Regions from separate parts of the Homo sapiens genome. Here region 1 is linked to region 2. The links are chromatin loops, found by intact Hi-C in ENCODE. Cell type or tissue: dorsolateral prefrontal cortex. All regions are shown on one strand.

What was found. Hi-C counts contacts between places; a loop is a spot of excess contacts. Peaks named below come from ENCODE experiments on the same cell type or tissue, not always from the same donor. Only the 100,000 strongest peaks of a DNase experiment are listed, where the experiment ranks them.
Region 1: a loop joins it to region 2, with 7 times the contacts of the local background. A loop is called at or near these places in 95 of 110 quality-filtered maps.

What each region holds. Positions count from the first base shown.
Region 1 is chr11:44,553,584-44,561,583 of GRCh38, forward strand. No RefSeq gene overlaps it. Among named protein-coding and RNA genes, the nearest start is that of CD82, 8.1 kb to the right of the region's middle. RefSeq lists a silencer at 3,122-3,171 and an enhancer at 5,580-6,216. In dorsolateral prefrontal cortex, CTCF peaks have their summits at 3,260 (motif pointing right) and 3,475; DNase peaks (open chromatin) are centred at 3,218 and 3,544.
Region 2 is chr11:44,907,283-44,915,282 of GRCh38, forward strand. It overlaps TSPAN18 (tetraspanin 18), which reads left to right. Exons shown (of 10, transcript NM_130783.5): 5 at 2,423-2,617. Among named protein-coding and RNA genes, the nearest start is that of TP53I11, 40 kb to the right of the region's middle. RefSeq lists an enhancer at 3,725-4,581. In dorsolateral prefrontal cortex, CTCF peaks have their summits at 4,229 (motif pointing left) and 4,436; DNase peaks (open chromatin) are centred at 3,832 and 4,239; H3K4me3 peaks cover 622 bases; H3K27ac peaks cover 300 bases; H3K27me3 peaks cover 109 bases.

The sequences.
Region 1 (8,000 bases), 350 kb before region 2:
TCTCCAAAAACAGCCACACTAAAGGTTAGAGTTTTAATATGTGAATATTAGAGGGGACATAAGCATTTAGGACATAATACTAACCTATCCAAACATCCCAATCGATTTATCCAATATCATACAAACATACACAGTATTACAATCCACTGAGGACTTCTGCATAATAGAGAGCATCTGAAACACCAATCGCCTAATTACCCAACCCTCAATGGAGTCATTAGTGGGTTTGTGTGTCTGCCGGCTTAGGAACTCTTTGGTGGATGATGGTTTTTTGTCTACCACTTAATCTGTTTCTCTAGGTTTTTAGAAAACACCTGTTGTGCTCAGGAAATGTGGTGGTGTATTCCAGAACCAACAACACTTTTATAACCATTCTTTACTTTCTTATTCATGAAAAAAATATGCACAGTATGCAGAGTCACACAAGGGCCAAATGGAGGCTCACGAGTGCATTTCTTTCATTGCTGAATATTTCTATGAGTGCTTAAATTTCCCAGGTCTCCTGGCTCATCTGCTTCCTCCACAGGCTCTTCCTCTTTCTTAGGCAACAGTTACACCTAATAATGAGAATGAGCCTATGGTAGGCCAGGCACAGTGGCTCACGCCTGTAACCCCAGCATTTTGGAAGGCCGAGGCAGGCGGATCACTTGAGGTCAGGAGTTTGAGACCAGCCTGGCCAACATGGTGAAACCCCGTCTCTACTAAAAATACAAAAATTAGCCGGGTGTGGTGATGGGTACCTGTAATCCCAGCTACTCAGGAGGCTGAGGCAGGAGAATAGCTTGAACCCCAGAGGTGGAGGTTGCAGTGAGTCAAGATTGTGTCATTGCACTCTAGCCTGGGCAACAGAGTGAGACTGTCTCAAAAAAAAAAAAAAAAAAGAGAAAAGAGAATGAGCCTATAGTGGTGGTTACACACTACACCGTGAACATTGGATGCAGACCTCCCGGAAGAACTACTGAGATACAACTTAGAGTCACGTGTCTTCTTGCAGTATCCACCCACAGCCCAAATGGTCTAGCCTCCATTTTTGTGTGAAATCATTAGAGCAGGCTTTCTGTTCATGAGTCAGTGCTATGGTCTGAATGTTTGTGTCCCCTGAAATTCATATGTTGAAACCTACTCCCCAATGCAATGGTATTAAGAGATAGGGCTTTTGGGAGATAATTTGGTCATGAAGGTTTCACCTCTGTGCATGGGAGCAGCACCCTTTTAAAAGAGGCCCAAGGAGCTTGTTAGCCCTTTCAGTCATGTGAGGATGTAGCTAGAAGGTGCCATCTTGGAAGCAAAGAGTGGGCCCTCACCAGATGCCAATCTGCTGGTACCTCAGTCTTGGACTTCCCACACTCCAGAACCATGAGAAATAAATTTCTACTGTTAATAAATTGCCCAGTCTAAAGTATTTTGTTACAGCTACTTGAACACACTAAAAGTAAATTTTGGGTAAATATTTTTTCAAATCATGATGGCAAATATGTACATATTTTTATTTACATATAAGTTATATATAATATGTTATAAATATTATATATAATAGGTATCCAAATATATATTCAAGAGGGCAAAGGCATTGACTGCTATATCCTCAGTGCTAGAATATCATCCAGGACACAGGAGGCACTCAATAAATAATTTGTGAAATGCAGAAGTGAAATACAGTTGAATGAGAGCTACTATGAAGCATGATTTGTGGCATTCAGTGTCTTTGTAACTGATGTACCTGGTAGCTCTGCTCCCCAGAATCCAGCTATCAGTGCTAGAGGAACTGGTATGGGTTTTCCTTTTCTCCAATGAGTCCCTTCCCATCCCTGTAAGATTAGACAGCCCCGCCCATTGTCATGTGACTGGCAACAACTCCCTCTGGGAGGACACTTCTCTGCCCATGATATGGAGCTCAGCTTCATAACTTGCCTTAACAAATGGCATGTAGGCAGAATGACAGATACCACATCTAAGCAGGAGCTTTGAGAGCCACCAAGCGGCTTGACCACTGCTTCTTCTTTTCTGTCCCATGAGAAGACCCTAAATAGGGACGGATTTTCCATCTTGGATCTGGGAATAACAAAGACACATGAAGCAGAGTCTCACGTGACCCACAGCAATCTTTAGCGGCCATGTAACATAAGTGGGGAATAGGGCCTTTGTTGATATAAATCAATGAGATTTGGGGAGTTCTTTGTTACTGCAGTATAACCTCACAGAAGCTGTGACTCTCCAGCCAACCCCAGCCCCATGCTCAACAATTCAGGGGACTTTGCAAGAGCCATTAAATAAAATTTTTCTGCAAAAACAACTAGATTTCACTTGCCATGCTTATAACTAATACCTACTGTGTTTAATGTTATTTCATCATGATTATTAAATGCGGTGACTTTAGGCCAGCTGTCTCATTGGCTTGTAAATCCCACGCCTCAAAAGTGTCCTTATCTGAGCTGGGTGGGTGTCTGCAGTTGAAACTTGGCGTAGAGACCTAATTCCATGTCTGCCCTCACCTGGCCCTGCAGCCAGGGGGATTAAACTGAGACCATGAGGAATGGGGCAGCCCCTATTCCCCTGCCTCCAAGTCTTTCATCTCCAAGCCCCCAACTTTTTTTTTTTTTTTTTTTCTGAGACAGAGTCTCACTCTGTCACCCAGGCTGGAGTGCAGTGGTATGATCTCGGCTCACTGAAACCTCTGTCTGCAAGATTCAAGCGATTCTCCTGCCTCAGCCTCCCAAGTAGCTGAGATTACAGGCACCTATGACCACGCCAAGCTAATTTTTGTATTTTCACTAAGGACGGCGTTTCACCATGTTGGCCAGGCTGGTCTTGAACTCCTGACTTCAGGTGATCTGCCCTCCTCAGCCTCCCGAAGTGCTGGGATTGTGATTATGGGCGTGAGGCACCGTGCCAGCTGATTTTTTTTTTTTTTTTTTTTTGAGACGGAGTTTTGCTCTGTCTCTTGGGCTGGAGCGCAGTGGGGTGATCTCGGCTCACTGCAACCTCCACCTCCTGGGTTCAAGCAATTCTCCTGCCTCAGCCTCCCGAGTAGCTGGGATTACAGGCTCATGCCACCACACCCGGCTAATTTTTGTATTTTTAGTACAGACAGGGTTTCACCATGTTGCCCAGGCTGGTCTTGAACTCCTGACCTCAGGTGATCTGCCCGCCTCAACCTCGCAAAATGCTGGGGTTACAGGCATGAGCCATTGCGCCCGGCCTTCAAGCCGCTCTTAATTGGCTGCACTGAGCGCTGTGGTGGACACCAGAGGGCGATAAATGCTCATTTTGGAGAAAAGAGTGATGAGGTTTTTGGTTTTATTTATTTTTTTCTCCTCTTTCTCTTCATTTCTGTTGGTAAAAGGAATGACTTGGACACAACTAACTAGTGCATCTCATAGCCCTAAAGTAGCAAATATTGTATGTGCATTGCCTGCAGCGTAAGCAGTGAGGAAACAAACCCAGAGAGGTGAAGGTCACATGTGCCCAAAGTCACATGTTGGAAAGTTACCAGAGCAAGGACTTGAGCTAAACCATGTCTCACAGAGGAGGGCAGTGCAAACATGGCAGTTTTCACAGGGATCATCCTGGAAAGTGGTGTCCCTGTCTTCCCGCTAAGGTCTGTGTGGCCCTGCCAGCTACTCAGAATGCTCTCAATATGAACATGAATTCAGCCAGTATTGCTCCCCGGATTGCAAACTCAGTTCCCCATGGGAACCAGGCAGGTCACAAAAATGAGGGAAGCAGGCTAGATGAGCCATAGGCACAGTGGGGACTGTAGCCAGCTGGAGGTCATATGTCGCAAATAAAGAGGTCAGCCACAACTCAGGTCCATCCGCTGTGGCCCCGTTGGAAGGCACAGCAGGAGGCTCAGATGTCCCTATCCCTATACATCTAAAAATCAACATAAAATTCCCCAATTTTTAAATGCTGGCCACAAATTCAAAACTTTTTCAACTCAACTAAGCCTTGGCCTTCTCAACTGTATAAGGGAGAGAACGTCTACACCATCAGCTTCTTGGGCCACAGGTGTGTTCTTTTAGATCTCAGGCCTGATTCAGGGAAAGATCTCCCCACTGATATAGTGCAGCTCCACCGAAGAACAGCTGTGAGAGTTCCCCTTTCTGCAGCACCTCCTCATCCATCTCAGGGGCTTATGAGTGCAGGCATACATTGCTTTTTATTACGCTTTACAGATAACGTGTTTTTTACAAATTGAAGGTTTGTGGCAACTGAACTGAGCAAATTTGTCCGTGCCATTTTTCCAACAGTATGCACTCACTTTTTGTCAGAATTTTGGATCAATTTTTTTTTTTTTTGAGACTGAATCTCTCGCCCTGTTTCCCAGAGTGCAGTGGTGTGATCTCGGTTCACTGCAACCTCTATCTCCTGGGTTCAACCAATTCTCGTGCCTCAGCCTCCTGAGTAGTTGGGATTACAGGCGCCCGCCACCATACCCAGCTAATTTTTGTATTTTTAGTAGAGACAGAGTTTCATCATGTTGGCCAGGCTAGTCTCATACTCCACACCTCAGGTAATCCATCCACCTCGGCCTCCCAAAGTGCTGGGATTACAGGCATGAGCCTCCACACCTGGCCAGGATCAACAGTTTTTAAGTAAGGTATGCACATTTTTTAGACATGCTATTGCATACTTAATAGACTATGGTGGAGGGTAAACATAACTTTTACATGCATTAGGAAACCAAAAAAATTTGTGTGTCTCACTTTATTGCAATATTCGCTTCAGTGTGGTGGTTGGGAAAGGAACCTGCAACAGCTCCAAGGTGTGCTTCTATCTGGAGACTGAAAAAGCGCTGCCCAGAGTAGTCCCCTTTCTTCTGCTTTGCTCTTCCAAAAATCCCTCCCTAAAGGCGTGGCCGATGGTCTCCAATGTGATCCGCTGGGGTTCAAGGAGAAAATAATAGGACTGCTTTCTGTTTATTTTATAGATATATATATACAATATTTTAAATAATTATCATTTAAAATTTTTGTTTTTTGGCCAGGCGCAGTGACTCACACCTGTGATCCCAGCATTATGGGAGGCCGAGGTGGGTGGATTGCCTGAGGTCAGGAATTCAAGACCAGCCTGGCCAGCATGGTGAAACCCCGTCTCTACTAAAAATACAAAAAAATTAGCTGGGCGTGAGTGAAACACACCTGTAATCCCAGTTACTTGGGAGGCTGAGGCAGGAGAATTGCTCCAACCCAGGAGGCAGAGGTTGCAATGAGCCAAGATTGTACCACTGCACTCCAGCCTGGGCGACAGAGTGAGAATCTGTCTCAAAAATAATAATAATAATAATAATAATAAATAAAATAAAATATTTGTCTTTGTGCATAGTTCATATTATGCAAAATGGCTAATAAAATAGTACATACATATCTATTATAAACAAATGACATATATTGGGATGTATATAACCCTACCATGGGTTTAAGCTGATGCCTAAAAAGAAAAATAAACGGGTAGAACAGGGAATTTGGGGAGGGGGGGACATGATTTAATAGTTTCAAAGACTTACCCAAGTGCCACAGTTGTAAGATAAATATAAATAAGCTTTAGAATATGTAAAGTGCTACGCAAATGCTAGTTATCAAATTAGTTAAATATATTTAAATTAGTTATTTTACAGCTTACTTTTAAAACGGTGGCTGCCATTATTAGTGTCGTAGTTGCTATGGCAACATGGCAATGTACAGGGGCTAAAAGCCCCCTGAAGAGTAACCCCTGGACCTTCAGATGTAGTAGGCGGCAGGGCAGGATTTGAGCAGGGGCCTCACTGATCTTTCTGAAATGACTGAGACAGGAACAAATCAATGGCTCAGTGTCTTCTGTGGGAACTCAGCCCCTGTCCTCAGCTACAACCCAGCTATAATGGGCTTAGAGTTCCAATCCCCTTTAAGTGCTTTGGAGAAAAAAATAAAGGTCGGTGGTCCTGCTGAGCCCATTCAAATGCAGGAATGACTGTGTTCAGGAATAGAGAAATGGAAACAGAAAGTGTGGGAAAGTGCTATTAACCACTTCCTGGCCTGAGACTCGGCAAGAGGACAGAGGATAGGGCGGGGTTATGCCAAGCAAGTGCTGGAGCCCAGCTTTCTGGGGCCAGCCTTCTTTCTGTAAGCAGGAAGCAGGGTCCCTTCAAGGCCCTGGGGAACCTCCTTGATCCAGTGCGAGCTTTTGCGATTCAGTGTTGGGCGCTCACTGGGTCCCAACTTGGGCCTTTCCCCTAGGGCTCAATTTCAGGAACTGAAAATTGGGTTAGCTATATATAAGCTGCAACTTCACTTTCCTCCATCACTTGTTAGTTGTATGACTTTAGCATCTGAGTGCTCCATTTCCACATCTTGGGAATGGGCCTCATAATAGTATGTGCCTCACTGGGTTGTTGCTATCAGGATTAAATGAGTGCAATTTTTAAGTTTGTAACTTTAAGGAAACAGTGCAGGTTTAGGGAGGGAAGTGCTAACTCTATTCTGAGGACTCTTGAAGAAAGATCTTAAGACATCCACTTACTAGGCCAGGCGCGGTGGCTCACGCCTGTAATCCCAGGATTATGGGAGGCCGAGGTGGGTGGATCACGAGGTCAGGAGATCGAGGTCATCCTGGCTAACATGGTGAAACCCAGTCTTTACTAAAAACACAAAAAAATTAGCTGGGCGTGGTGGCACACACCTGTAGTTCCAGCTACTCACAAGGCTGAGGCAGGAGAATCACTTGAACCTGGGAGGCAGAGGTTGCAGTGAGCCGAGGTCGCACGACCACACTCCAGCCTGAGCAACAGAGTGAGACTCCATCTAAAAAAAAAACAAAAAAAAGACATCCAGCTACTCAAGACCAGTTGTCCACTGCTGAACTTCTTATTCATTTGTGCACAAATGCTTGTGTGATACATACTGTATACCATTTTTTAAAACAATCAATTGAGTTTGAACTCTCAGCTCCCATCAGAGAAACCCTCCTCCAGTCATTCTGAGGACTCGCTTGGGGCAGATTGTATTTTTCACAGATGGCTGCAACAATATCTCCTTTCTTGAAAACTCTTCTAGAATTTTGTTACCCCCTGGTTAAGAAAGAGACTATGTACCCTGCTCTTGAACCAGGGCCTTGGTGACTGCTTCTACTAATAGGATGCAAAGGAAGTGATCCTATATGACTTCTAAGGCTAGGTCACAAAATGCCATGCACTTCTAAGTGAGTCTTTGTTCTTCAAAACCGGCAGCCAAATTATGAAGAAGCTCAAGCAACCTGTGGAGCAGCCTCATGGAGAGGACCAAAGGCCTCCACAGCTCTGGCTGACCTCCCAGCTGGCAGCAAGTGCCAACTTGCTAGGTGTGTGAGTACACCATCTTGAAAATGGATCCCCAACCTCCAATTGAACCACCTGACATTGCGTAGAGCAGAGATAAGCCGTTGCTGCTGAGCCCACCCCAAACTGCAGATTTATGGGCAAAATAAATGAGTGGGATGGTTTGTTACATAACAGTAGGAAACAGATACCCGCACTCATTCTCTTTACCTTCCTCCACCAGAGATGTGCAAAAGTCTTGGGGCCTTAACCTAGGCCCAGACACTAACAGGGAACTGGCCCCCATGTTCTTGCCTACAAGTTCTTTGAAGTCTCCTGCTCAGCTGTTCATCTTCCACCTTTGGGGTGGGGGAATCTTCTGAGAGCCTGGCAATCCTATAGCCATACCTCTCTGAGGTCTTGCCACACCACCGTCTTCCCCATCTCCAAGTTGGCCATGGATATCTTCTCTCAAGGCTTTCTAGGGTGGTTCTTCTCACCCCTTTTCCCACCTCCAGAACTCCTGGCTCCACCTCTAGAATGGACTAGAGGTAGAGTCTCACTAGAAGTGTCTGCGCTTTCTGCCTGGCAAAATGCCCAAGGTGAGTCATGACAAAGCTTGCCTTCTGCTGGAAGAGAGGGGATAGGGACAATGCTGAGGGAGCCAACCCAATGTGATATTTCAGTGAATGACTCTGCTATGGTTTGAATGTATTGGAAACTGAATCCC
Region 2 (8,000 bases):
TTGGGCCCCCACAGGCTTTCCTGGTCCAGCCTCAGGCTTTGATCTTAGTACAGCCAAGACCTGGGTGAATAAACCTCCACTCATGTCCTTCAGGGCAGGCTCTTGAAAGAGGGGTCCTCTTTCTGGCCAGGACTGACCGTCTGTCTCTCTCAGTGTCTATCTTTCCCTCTCTATCTCTACCTCTATATCTTTGTGTCTTTTTAAAAAATATACACTTCAGCAACTCTCTTAGCTTCTCTTCCCTGCCTTATAATCCTAAAAAGCCTCAAGCCTTGCAGACTTGAATTCTAGACCCAAGGTCACCACCTTCCAAGCCGGGTGACCCTGAGCCAGCTCATCCTTCCTCCAGCCCCAGTGTTCCCACCCGAAATGGAGCTGGGCCCTCCTTGAAGTGTTTAGCATGCAGTTGCTGAATCCCCAAATCTCCAACAGCAATAAGGAGGCACAGATTTTCCTGGAGGTTGTGCGGGAGACCAACGAGAGAGACACAGGCTGGGTGCAGTGGCTCACATCTGTAATCCCAGCACTTTGGGAGGCAGAGGCGGGTGGATCACCTGAGGTCAGGAGTTCGAGACCAACCTGGCCAACATGTTGAAACCCCATCTCTACTAAAAATACAAAAAGTAGCCATGCGTGGTAGCGGGTGCCTGTAATCCCAGCTACTCGGGAGGCTGAGGCAGGAGAATCGTTTGTACCTGCGAGGCAGAGGTTGTGGTGAGCCGAGATCGTGCCACTGCACTCCAGCCTGGGCAACAGAGTGAAACTCCGTCTCAGAAAAAAAAAAAAAAGGAGAGAGACACTGCACAGCAGATGGCAAAAATGGAAACCCTGTCGCTGGCCATGCCTGTTAAGTCTTTCCTTCTCTTTCCCCTGCTGGGTCCTTCAGGCCTCTCCACTGGACTCCTGCCCTAAGGTCGCCTACAAATGCCCCTTGCCCAAAGCCATCAGCTCTCTTCAGCTTGCAGTCCTGCTCAGCCAAGCCAAAGCCCAGCAGTTTTCCTGTCGCCCAGCTGTCAACCCTCACACAGGCCTCTTGGGCCTCCGGTCCTCCCACCACACAAAGGGATTTCAAATACTTTACAGCCCGCAAATCCCATGGTGCCAAACTTTGGTTCTTCCCACAACAGATCTGCTTCTAATACTTATCTGTGCCCAAGAAAAATGGAATAGGCTGGGCGCAGTGGCTCACACCTGTAATCCCAACATTTTGGGAGGCCAAGGCAGGAGGATCACTTGAGCCCAGGAGTTTGAGACCAGCCTGGGCAACATGGCAAAATTCAGTCTCTATAGAAAAATACAAAAATTAGCCGGGTGTAGTGGCATGTGCCTGTAGTCCCAGTTACTTGGGAGGCTGAGGTAGAGGATGACTTGGGCCCAGGAGGTCAAGGCTGCAGTGAGATGTGATCCCGCCACTGCACTCCAGCCTGGGTAGCAGAGCAAGACTGTCTCAAAAAAGAAAGAAAGAGAGAGAGAGAGAGAGAGAAAGGAGAAAGAAAGAAAGAAAGAAAGAAAGAAAGAAAGAAAGAAAGAAAGAAAGAAAGAAAGAAAAAGAAAAATGGAGCAGATATTTATTGAAATCTGCTAAACGCCTTCTATCCTTTCTTCCTTAGGGCTGCCTTAGGATGAAGGTGTTTGAGTCTTCTTTTGACCACAAGGAAGCTAAAAGGCTCAGACAGATTTTGACACTTGCCTAGGGTCACACAACTAATAAGTGGCACAGCTCTCTCTCTAGACTACGCTGCCTCTTTCCAAAGATAAATAAGGCATAGAGAGCCCATGTTGATGGAGACATAAATAAGAAATCTTTTGAGCTATGGATTTGAGAGTGGGGAGCCCACTCTCAAGTTGGAACCTCACTGAGAGTCCCATGGGGGACAATGACGATGACTTGGTCTGTGTCTTCCCAGCCCCTAGCATGGGTGGTGCAAACACAGCATAGGGCTGACTCAGAGCATGTTCATGGACCTTTGTTTAGGGTGTTGAGGCTGGAGTCAGGGGGCCTGCGACCAAACTCTGACTCTGCCATGAACTTGCTGTGTGACCTTCAGCAAGTTGTTGGTTCCCTCTGTATGGAATCAGAGGGTTGGACTAGATGACCTCCTAATCCTACAGGTCTGACATTTCAAGAGAAGATAAAATTGGCAAATAGCCTTTATGTGATACAGCCCGAGGTGGGGCTTGGGTCGGAAATTGGATTTAGAGGATGCGTGTTGCACTTAAGGTCACGGCAGCTAGAAAAATTAAAAGCAATTCAAGGTGCGGCTGGGACTCACTGGCTCTCGCCGCAGGTGAATTCCTGCCTGGCTCACCTAGTGCTTGATGCCTCTGACCCTGGGGCTGGCTCAGGGGAGTGGTGGGTCAGAAGTGCCTAACCTCCCTTTCTGCCTGTTTCTCCTCCCAACTCCTCCACTGGCCCGAGCAGCTGGGCGGGGCCTGCCTGCTGGCCATCGGCATCTGGGTCATGGTGGACCCCACCGGCTTCCGGGAGATCGTGGCTGCCAATCCTCTGCTCCTCACGGGCGCCTACATCCTCCTGGCCATGGGGGGCCTGCTCTTTCTGCTCGGCTTCCTGGGCTGCTGCGGGGCCGTCCGTGAGAACAAGTGTCTGCTGCTATTTGTGAGTACCCCAGCCCCCACCCCATCCATGGGTGCTCTGAGGGGTGTCAGGGATTGGCTGCAGACTCCCAGGCCCTGCCTGGCTTCCATTCAGACCAGTGCTTCCCAAACTGGGGCGGGCTGTCAAAGCAGAAGGGATCATGGAGATGAGCACGTCTGACCCCACTCATTTGGTAGTCAATGGTCCTGAAACCCTGAGACATTCAGCAACTTGCCCAGAGTCCCATGGAGTTGGCAGCAGAGGGGATGATACAGACGCTAGGTCAGGGCCCCTGCAGTGCCTCAGGCTGCCTCTTCCCATGCCTTTGGGACCTGTTTTCTCCCTGGGGTAGCCCTTCCTCTCTCCCACTTCATTTTGCTGCTTTCCTGCAGTCAATCCAGGACCCTTGGCTTAACACACACCTAGTCTGTGTCCGCATGCCAGGAAACTCAGAATAAGGTTTGTGCCACATAGGTCCACCTCCAGGGGTGGGGCGGTCCCCAGCCTTTTCCATCTGCCTTGGTGGCCCCAGCTTCCAGAGCCTGCTTTTGCAGTGGGCCCGTGCCTGCAGTGGGTGAGCTGGCCCAGATGGCGGGGGCCTTGGCATCCAGGTCTGAACAACCAGGTTTCTCCAAGGCATGGTCAGCTGAGAGCACTGACATTGACCTTGATGTTTTTCCACTTGCTTGCTATTAAAAACTCTAATATATAACTCCTTAGTAACATCGCTAAGATGCCTAGTGGATGAGGCCTTCCCCTTGTAGATATGCAATTCTGAAACGGTATGATATGGCCTCTGAAGGTTTCTTATTCATCAAGTAAGTAGCCCTTGAACTCCTATCATGCGCATGTAGTTCACTGGGTGCTGAAGATATGTCGGGGACCAGGAGTGATGGTCCCTTCCCTCACAGACAGGCACAGGGGAGGCAGCCGAGCCGTGCGGATGAGCTGGGCAGTGGGCAGGCCTGGTTTGAGGGTACTCCCTGCTCCATCCCCTAAGGGTGTGCCTCCCATCTAGTTCCCCAACCTCCCAGAGCAGCCATGTCTTCTTGTTAAACGAGGGGGCCGACCAGCTCAGCTATAGATCACAGCCAAACCAGACAAGCAGTGGGTCTTCTCGTTCTCGAGTCTCCTGGATTCCCATGGGTGGTGGCGCTTGGGGCCTCCGCCTGCTTTCCTGTGCTGGGTGGATGGGTCTTCTCTAAGAGGTCCTGGACTTGGAGAACTTCTGGGCTGAGCCCAGTCCCGCTACAGGGTAAGTTAAAAACAGCCCTGTTTAGAGAAGCGTGGGTGTGTCTGGGTAAGCTTGCGGATGCTCCTCATGGGCGAATTCGTGGGCGGAGTTAAATGACAGGGAGAACTGGGCTGGTTGGCTGGGGGGCTCCCTTGCAAGGTTCTGTAGATAAGCCAGCACCAGCAGTGCTGGGAGGAGAGACCTGGCACCATACCTCCTCCCCAGACGAGAGCACACTGCACGGCCCCATTTGTGTCCCGGTGAGATGCTCCCCATCCAAAGGAAGTGAAGTCAGCTGCGAAATGAGTGACAAGGAGCCTTGGGCCTATTTGTCCTTCAACAGCGCAAACACTGCAGACTTCATTTGAAGAGAAACAAAGAAAAACTTTGAGCGCCCCCTGGTGGACAATTCTCTACAGCTTGTCACGGTGCTCGCAGAAGTCTTGGCTGGGGAGCCCGAGGGGACTTTAAAAGGAGCTTGGATATGGGTCCCAGAACAGACCCAGCCTCCCTTTCCCCCTCCTCACCTCGGCCCCCAGGGACTCATTCATTGTTAATGGGCTCGGCTCTGAAGCCAAGACAGGAAGCCAGGCTGGTGTTCTTGGCTGGGAGCAGGCTGGAGCGGCTCTAGTCTCCTCCAGTAAGTGGCTGCCTGCAAACCTGCCAGCCGCCCCAGGACGTCCTCCCTCCCGTGCTATGCGAGGCAGGACTGAGGCCCAGGGGTAGGAGATGTGTCCACGATCCTCCCGAGAGAGGTGATCCTGGCTGCCAGGCTGGGGGCCCTTCGACAAGGCCTGATGGCAGATCCTTCCCCTTCCCCTCCCCACCCCCGCCTCTCTCCCTTTGTCCCCCTTCTTTCTGCCTATCTCTGTGTAGCTCCCTTTCCTCTCTGCCTCTGTCCTCCCCATCTCTGTCCTTTTTTTTTTCGAGACAGGGTCTCAGTCTGTGGCCCAAGCTGGTGTGCAGCAGTGTGATCTCAGCTCACTGCAGCCTCAACCTCCTAGCCTCAAGTGATCCTCCCACCTCAGCCCCCCGAGTAGCTGGGAACACAGGCACGTACTGTCACGCCCAGCTAATTTTTGTATTTTTTGTAGAAACAGGGTTTTACCATGTTGCTCAGGCTGGTCTTGAACTCCTGGGCTCAAATGATCCACCGCCTCGGCCTCTCAGAGTGTTGGGATTCCAGGCGGGCACCACACACTTGGCCTTGTCTTTCTCTTGATCTCTGTTTTTATTCCTACGCCCTTTCCTTGTCCCTGTCCTGATCTCTCCCTCCCCGTTTCCCTGTCTCTCTCTCCACTTCCCCTGCTTGCCCTCCCCTCTCTAGGGCCCCGCCCACACAAGCCTGAGGTCACAGTGTGGGTCAGAGGCAAAGGACGCTTGGATCAAGGTCTTCTGGCTCCCAGACCAGGGCTATCCACAGGCTCTGGATAGCCTGGAATGGACTCCAAAATTTACCTAAAATTATATGCAAAATGTTATGTTATGTCAGGTCCTGTGTATGTGTATTGTGTATACATGGATTGTGTGCATACTCATGTGTATGGGTACAGTGTGTATGTGCACGTGTGTTGTATGTGCATGTATGTTGTGTTCTATCGTGTGTGTTTGTGTGTACATGTGTGCATTGCTTTGTGCATATGTACACGTGCATGGGTGTTGTATGTGCATGGGTGTTATGCATGCATGGGTGTTATACGTGCATGGGCGTTACATGTGCATGGGTGTCATGTGTGCGTGGGTGCACATATATATGCATGTGCACATGTGCCTGTGTGTGCACATGTGTGTTGTGTGTGCATGTGTGTTGTGTGCATGGGGGTTGGGGGGGTTCTGTGAGTGTTTCCAGAGAAAGGCACCAAAGTTTCTGGAAGGTTTTCAAAAAGGTTTATGCCCTAAAAAATAAGAAAAACCACTTCTCCCTTCCCGGCTGAACCTGGACCTAACTGTGTGGTGGTTCCAACCGAAGAGGGCATGGAGCCTCACCCCTGGCAGCTTCTGGGATCCTTCTAGAAGCCTTTCACTGCTTTCTCAGCCTGTCAGAAAGGAGAGAAGGCTTGTCTTGAGAGGGGCCAAAAGAGTGACTTTAGTCAGCCCAGGAAACCTGGCTCAAAGGTTCACAAAGCAAGGAGGCCTTGAGATGGGGCTGACTGTCCCCTTCCCTCTGCTCTGAGACTGAAGTCCTACAGGACCTGGGGACAATCAGTCTAATGACCAGACCACCTAATGATCAATTTATCTATCTAAAGGTCCATTTCCCAAATACTCGTGTTGATCAGTATTACAGCACTCACATGCAATAGGACAATTTCAGCCTCCTATTGAAAATTTGTGGCATCCCTTTTTCTCATTTGCTTACCTTTGAGTATTTCAAGGATTTTTTTAAGCCAACTTATTTAAAAATTCTAATTTTAAAAATATTTTATAATGAAGGCAAGCTCAACTGGAAAAAAGAACAGCAAAAAGAGATGAGTATATTCAAAAAAGATAAATGAGCTGAATTGTACATGCAGTATGTAAATTTGGTAAATATTTATTAGAAATGGGAACTGTGAGCAGACATTGCCTATAAGCAGATGGGTTAGAAAAGCCTGGAAATGTTCCCAACTAGACAACATAGCAGTTTCCTCCCCTTTGCTAATTTTTCCATCCTAAGGAAAGTGATGCAAATTAGAGGATCAGGAATGGCTGACAAAGGTGTCCTTAGGCAAATGGGATGCAAACCCTGGGAAAGGCCTTGATGAGGGGAAGCCCCAGGAATGGCTGGGTCCAGGGGAATTCCCCAAAGGACTTTAACACTGGTAAACTGTCTTAAGCAGGAGGACATTTTCATGCTGGAGAAGGGCGAGTTGGCAGAGGTGGCATTGTGACTGCCATGGGCACCTCAGCCTTGCACTTTGGTTCACAGGATTCACACTCCCACATACTCAAGTCATGCCCAGGCCTTGGGCTTGGGGAGGCCCACTTCCTCCAGTCCACGGCTTCCCAGGTTTATTCTTATATCTCATCTCCTGATGCTTCAGCTCAATGGAAACTCCATGAAGATGGGGACTGAGTCTGCCTTGTATGCATTTATTTGCCAATACCTAGCACAGTGCCTGGCACAGAGCAGGTGCTCAGTAAACAGCCCCGGAGCCAAGGAACAGAGAGGAGGTGGTAGCAGAGGTTTGGCTAAGAGCATGGACTTTGGAGTCAGAAAAGCCCGGGCTCTAACTCCTGCTCTGTCATTTCCTGGCTGTATGACCTGGGGCTGGTCACTTAACCACTCTAAACCTTAGATTCCTCATATACAAAATGAGGATAATCATACTTCCTTCCCAGCCATAGTGTTGCATTCATGATCCAGTGGGAAATGCATGTTTTGCTTGGCTGTGTTTGTGGGATGCCTAAGCACTCTATAAATGGGAAACTAGAAGAATTGGTGCTGAGCCTCAGGAGGCTTTGCAGGCCATGTAGAAACCATAAGACCTCGGGGCTCCTGTGGCTTCCAGGGTAACATGGTGATGAGAGGCTGTGTTCTGCAATCAGAGTTCTTGGGGTGAAGTCCCAGAGGTACTGCCCACCAGCTATGCCAGCTTGGGCCGAGTACTGTTCCTCTCAGCCACAATCCGCTCTCAGTAAAATGGGGGTGTTGCTGATAATAGCATCTGTCTCACTAGATGAGAGGGCTTGATGAGATGATCCATGTAAGATCCGCAGTGTCTGGGTAGCAAGGACTCAGCAGGTAGCTATTGCTATTTTTCCAGAGCCGCCCACACCAGCACTTGTCTTCGGGAAGGATGTGCTTCCTCTGGGCTCTAAGTAACCATCTGAGCAGCTCTCATGTCATGCCGGTCTTGCGAGAAGCACCGCACCTGCATTACCTCGTGGAAGCCATGCGCAGTCATCCTGGATGGCACACACACATCCCAGAGTGACGGGCACACAGAGTACACGAGGCCTGTGATCTGCTTCGTCCATTATTTATCACTGTCCAGGCCGAGGCTGGTGGGCACGCCAGCTCCAGCTCATTGCCGTGGATGGAAACCATTTCTGAGGCTGCTCCTTGCCAGCCTGGGGACCTGCCAGTGGCTCCAGTGAGAGGGCAGAGGGTGGGGAGGGGCTCCTCATAGAGGACCCATGTAATGGAAGCGGATGGCCATCCATCACCAGCCAAATGGAAATGCCAGG